Linked DNA regions of Homo sapiens: region 2 is linked to region 1. A link is a loop called in an ENCODE intact Hi-C map of the cell type or tissue named here. Cell type or tissue: GM12878. All regions are shown on one strand. Each heading gives the region's core, and the rest is flanking DNA. Links, peaks and the distances in the headings are about the cores only.

Region 1 (2,807 bases), core at 304-2,803:
GCTTTAAAGCAGATGTATCCAAAAGAGCATTCTACTATGGTAGAAATGTTCTATATCGGTGCTACCCAATATGGTAGCCAATAACCACATCTGGCTACTGAAGATTTGAAATGTGGCTGCTATTTCAGAGCAATTGAACTTTTAATTTTAATTAATTTACATTTTAATAGTCACACGTGGCTACCATATTGGACAGTGAAGCTCCAGAAGCTTCACTATTTCTGACACTCCATAGGACCCAGCACAATTCTGTAATCCACCTAGTTGCCTTCGAGAAGGTATGACTGCTTCAGTGAGAACAAGCTAGCCTGAGTTTCTGGAGTGTAAAGCCATGGAATCCTCACCTTTACACTCCCTTTCTCTTGTCTCTTAGATGCTCCATTGTCATTGGTTCCTCCTTCCCAGGAGGGGGCAGTGAACAATGCAGCCCCGCTGGGTCAACATTATTGGAGGCCTCTACTTGGTGCCAGCCTCAGCCTGGCTTTCATTCATAGTTTGGGTCTTGAATCTTATCTTGGAAAACTCCATGAATCCTGCCTTTGACCACTGTCTAGACTCCCAGGCCAGAGGCTGTCACTATATTTCGTGTCCTGGCCCTTGTTCCCAATTTGTAGAGGGCTGTCCATATTCTACAGATGAACCTCCATGTCAATCATTCCTATAACAGTTTCCTCCTTGGAGGCAACGAGAGCAGTGACAGTCTATTCTAGGGAATGGGACATGTCTTATCTCCATTTTCACTATGAAAATATCTTATTCTATACCATCATGCCACAAAGTGACTTCATTCAAAAACCATAATCTTCACAGTACTACCATATTTGCATCTAAAGTTACTTGGTAAATCATAAAGTCCAAATAAACTATAGTTATAAATAAAAAGCTTTAAAACATTACAATGAAAGCATTCTCTAAACCCAACCTCCTCTCAGGCTGAGTTAGGTCTTTGCTTCTATCAAAATTATTTGCATATGTTTTAATCTTTCTCTCTAGATAATAAGATCCTGGAAGGCTTGACTGATACAAATTCATATCCATATCCTTACTGTCTGAAGTGGTGCCAGACACATAGTAGGTATTCAATACGTATTGGATGAAGTTACACAGTGATGGAGAATATGTTAATCCAAACAGAAAGAAAACAAAACACCTTTCTCTGCTTTCCAAGATGTATGTTTATTTTTTTTTCCTTTTCCAAATACTCCTACATTCAGGAAAACAGTAATGCTAAATCTGACTTACTTATATTTTAGGAAGCCTGGATATCTAAATTGGTGATTCCTACAGTCATGGCAATATGCCTTGTTGATCATAATACAGATTATCAACTTCTACAGAATGACAAAATCAAAGGAGAAAAGGGGCCATGATGGAAATATCAAAACCAAATTAAATACTGGAAATGAGTTAATGAAATTATACTACAGATTCAGCTTATTCAGAAAGGGCTTGTCCAAGGAAAGGGGAGAGAAAAAATAAATAAATAAAAAATAAATTTAAAAAACCCTCACCACCAGAACCAGCTGTCTAGTTTGAACTGCTAGATTGCTGAGCACATACTGTATGCATATTCATAAGGACCACAGGAAATTAAGCACCTTTGGAGCCTGCATTAAAACTCTTTCCTGCCAGCCAGTGCAGTGAACCAGTAACTCAACGGCACCCTTGTGGCCTGGAATAATTAATGCAGCTTCCAAAGGTGGGAAGGCTTTCCTTGGGGTGGGGGGTGCAACAGCAAGGTGGGCATGGAGCTTCGAGAGAGGAGAGTAGGCTGCCAAGCCATTTGTTCTTAGTGTGTTACACCTGGCCCTGTTTTGTGGAAGGGAGGGAAATACGTCATTATCATCGCTTTTTCTTTCCGGAGTCTGAAAAGGAACCCCGGGGTGGTAAATATGGCCATTCATGCTAACATTGGCTTAAGGAAGAACCAGATCAAATGAGCTCAGTTATTTACATTTAAAAACATCATTTAAGGGAATTTTAAACCGTCTGAGAAGATGGATACACTGTGTTTGTTTTCTACATTAATGAGCTATAAAAAGAATGGAATAGGCCATAAATACAGTATTTTGTAACAGCCTTTACTAAAAATGCTACTACTTGTATTTATCATTTATATCCTTGTATACAACCTCAAAATTGATTACACTTTAAACCGTACATACCTTGCTGTGTTTTTCATTCTGTGCTATACTACAAACATTTTTATAACTCAGTTAATATATTCCATATTTTGTGTTCTTATTGATTACGAATATTTCTTTAGGGGATTTTATTGCTTTTAAAATAACAAATGTTAGGTATTAAAAAATAGAAAAACCTATTGCAGCTTTTATATTTTTCTTTCCCCTGGTAATTCTAATACACACATTTTAGCACGAACATAACCAGAATATCTTTTTCCATATCTTTTATACTTCCTCCCACTAATATTATAAATCCACTAATACAGTACATAGTAAAAGAATCAGATTTTTTGGATGAAACCCACCATTTAATGTGTTTGACTTGAATTCATAATTCTCTCCTTCTACAATTAAAAAATTAAAGTGCTAAAAGATTATCCGCACGTAACATGGTTTTACATCAAGTATATATTATCTTTCCTAATTGCCATTTCAGTTTATAGGCTAAAATATGATTTATATATATGATATGATTTCACTATTAATTATCAAATTGAAAAAAAATAAAATCTCACATTAGAAATTCTCCCCTGGAAATTAGTTTTATTATTTTTTCCATAATCCTATCACACAAGCTATAAGTGCATTGCGGCATGAACACTTTAATTTTTCCAGTTAGTT
Region 2 (2,807 bases), core at 151-2,650, 480 kb before region 1:
AATCAGGCTTACAGTTCTACATGGCTGGGGAGGTCTCAGAATCATGGTGGAGGTGAAAGGCACTTCTTACATGGTGGTGGCAAGAGAAAAACTGCAGAAACCCCTGATAAATTCATTGGATCTTATGAAACTTATTCACTTTCATAAGAATAACATGGGAAACACCAGCCCCCATGATTCAATTACCTCTCCCTGGGTCCCTCCCACAACACGTGGGAATTCTGGGAGATACGATTCAAGTTAAGATTTGGGTGGGGACACAGCCAAAGCATATCAGCAAGTCAGTAGCACCTTTAAGGCCCACTTTCTGTATCTTAAAATGGAAAAAACAATATGTGTCTGTGTGTTAAGTGCATAGTGCAATGTCTGGCAGAAAGTCCATACTCAATGCATGTTGGCTCTTAATAGCCTTATCATGACATCACCTTAATTATTTTTAAAAAGCATACCACTAACATAACTAGCATAAGCAAATACTGAACTCTAATTCAGTAATTCAAGGATGACACACCTGCTTAAGTGTTTAGGAGTGAAGCGACTGCTGTCTGCAACTTATTTAGCTTTTTGTTTGTTTATTTGTTTTTGTTTCTGAGACGGGGTATTACTCTGTCGCCCAAGTTGAGTGCAGCAGTGTAGTCACAGTTCACTGCAGCTTCAATCTCCTGTACTCCAGCAATTCTCCTGCCTCAGCTGCCCAAGTAGCTGGGACCACAGGCATACACCACCATGGGCAGCTAATTTTTTTTATTTTTGAAGAGATAAGGCCTCACTATGTTGCCCAGACTGGTCTTCAACTCCCGGACTCAAGGAATCCTCTCACCTCTGCCTCTCAAAATGCTGGTATTACAGGTGTGAGCCACTGCACCTGACCTACAACTTATTTTGAAATGAATCAAGATAGACTGATGGATAGACAAGAGGAATGGTAAATGGATAGAGATGCAAATAGAGGGAAATGTTAATTGTAGAATCTAGGTGGTGCATATCAGAGTACTTACAGTACAATTCTTTCAACTTTTGTGTACGTCTGCAATTTTTCATAATACAAACTGTTGGTAGGATGGCAGTGGCAGAGAAAGAAGAATGACAATAAAGAATGAAATATCGTGGGCAAATCCCACAACCTAATGAGGAGTAAAAGAAGCAAGACAGCAAAGAATGCGTACTGGGTGACTATTTATATGAATTCAGGAACAGAAAACTATGCTGATAGAAATCAGAATAGTGGTTACCTCTTAATGCTGATGGTACTTCTTGCTTAGAAAGGGGAACAGATGAGCCTTCTGAGGTGTTAGAAATGTTCTCTGTCTTGATCTGAGTGGTGTTTACACAGTTGTATAAATAAGTATGAGTTCATTGAACTGTACATTTAATGTGTGTGCACCTTACCGTAGGAATGATACATCTCAAGTTAGATTCTGATGCAAGCAGCTCACATTTTCTGAATGCCCTCCTCTTCCTGTGCCAGGCATTCTTTCTGGGCACTTTCTGATGCATTCACTTGGAAAACCATTTCAGAGAATTGTCTGACAGAATACATTATTTAAGCCTTTAAATGCAATGTGAAGCAATCTCACTTTCTTAGAAAATGACTGTCATCCCTGAGAGTAAGCTTGGCCTACAAGGAAATTATGAATGTGTAAAACTCCTCAGCCTCCTAGCCCTTGTCCAGAGCCTTTGGGCCTTTTCTTGCTTCCTTCACAATCACATTCCTTCTTTTTTTTTTTTTTTAAAAAAAAAAAAAAAAAAAAAAAAGGATGCCTTGCTGACTCCAAATCTCTTCCTTCTGGCACAGAATTCAGCTAATGGGATAGAGAAAAAAGAAGCCACCTCCACATAACATCACACAGAAAGTCATCCACAGGGTGGCTGTCCTCATTAAAGCCTAGGCTTCTCTTCTCTCCTCTGGGAGAGATTCCTGTTCAGATGGCAAGCCTCTCCCTCTTTTTCACCCTAAGACTGTCCCTTTCCAAAGCTCCTTTATGGCCCAACCCACTGGATCATAGGTAGAAGTCACATCCAGACTTGCTCAGGAGCAGCCTGGAAGGAGGTCCTGACAAGAGACAAGGGATCTGTTTAAGGCAACAAAGACTTGGCTGCTGGGTCCATCCCTAATACCTGCCAAATTGTGCTTGATGTAAATCTGAAGGCAATAGGTCTTGGATGCAGTCAATGTGGAACCACAGAATGATTTCTGCAAAATCAACTTCATGGAAGATGTAGCAGAAATAGAGATGCATTAAGATTCAGGACAGCAAGACTACTATGATAACCTGAGGTACTTGTTTAAAAGATAAAGTTCCCCAAGTTCCTCCTCAGACTTACTGAACCAGAAAATCAGGAAGTGATACCCAGAATATGCTTATTTTAACAAGCTCACCTTGGGGATTCTCTTGCACGTGAAGCTGGAAGATCAAAGACTCTTTGTAAAGAGTCCCTTCAGAAGAACAAGCCTTTCATTTATCCCCCCTTACTCACCCATCCATGCACCCACCAACCCACCCATCCATACATCCATCTATGTACCCACCTACCACCCACCATTCCACACACCCACGCATCCATCCATCTACCTATCCATCCATCCATCCATCCATCCACCCATCCATCCATCCATCCATGTATCCCATAGCTATATATCTGCTGAGTGTTATCTTTGTGCCATGCCACAAACTGCAACCTCCTTGATGGTCAAAGACCAAGTTTCCTTACACCAACTAGTTTTACAGAGAACTACATCAATTTAGGCATGTTCAATTATATAATCATCAGTTCATATATAACTATCATGTTTTAAAAACCTTACA

Evidence for each region. Peaks named below come from ENCODE experiments on the same cell type or tissue, not always from the same donor. Only the 100,000 strongest peaks of a DNase experiment are listed, where the experiment ranks them.
Region 2: a loop joins it to region 1, with 3.0 times the contacts of the local background. A loop is called at or near these places in 1 of 110 quality-filtered maps.

Annotation. Positions count from the first base shown.
Region 1 is chr16:78,477,498-78,480,304 of GRCh38, reverse strand. The region is part of intron 8 of WWOX (WW domain containing oxidoreductase); the gene reads right to left. It overlaps WWOX-AS2 (WWOX antisense RNA 2), which reads left to right. Exons shown (of 2, transcript XR_007065129.1): 2 at 1-2,807. Among named protein-coding and RNA genes, the nearest start is that of WWOX-AS2, 21 kb to the left of the region's middle. RefSeq lists an enhancer at 2,258-2,807. In GM12878, for the core only: a CTCF peak has its summit at 1,661; no DNase peak of the experiment used is centred there.
Region 2 is chr16:78,961,251-78,964,057 of GRCh38, reverse strand. All of the region lies in intron 8 of WWOX (WW domain containing oxidoreductase), which reads right to left. Among named protein-coding and RNA genes, the nearest start is that of WWOX-AS2, 460 kb to the right of the region's middle. In GM12878, for the core only: no CTCF peak of the experiment used is centred there; DNase peaks (open chromatin) are centred at 1,287 and 2,317; H3K4me3 peaks cover 281 bases; H3K27ac peaks cover 1,760 bases.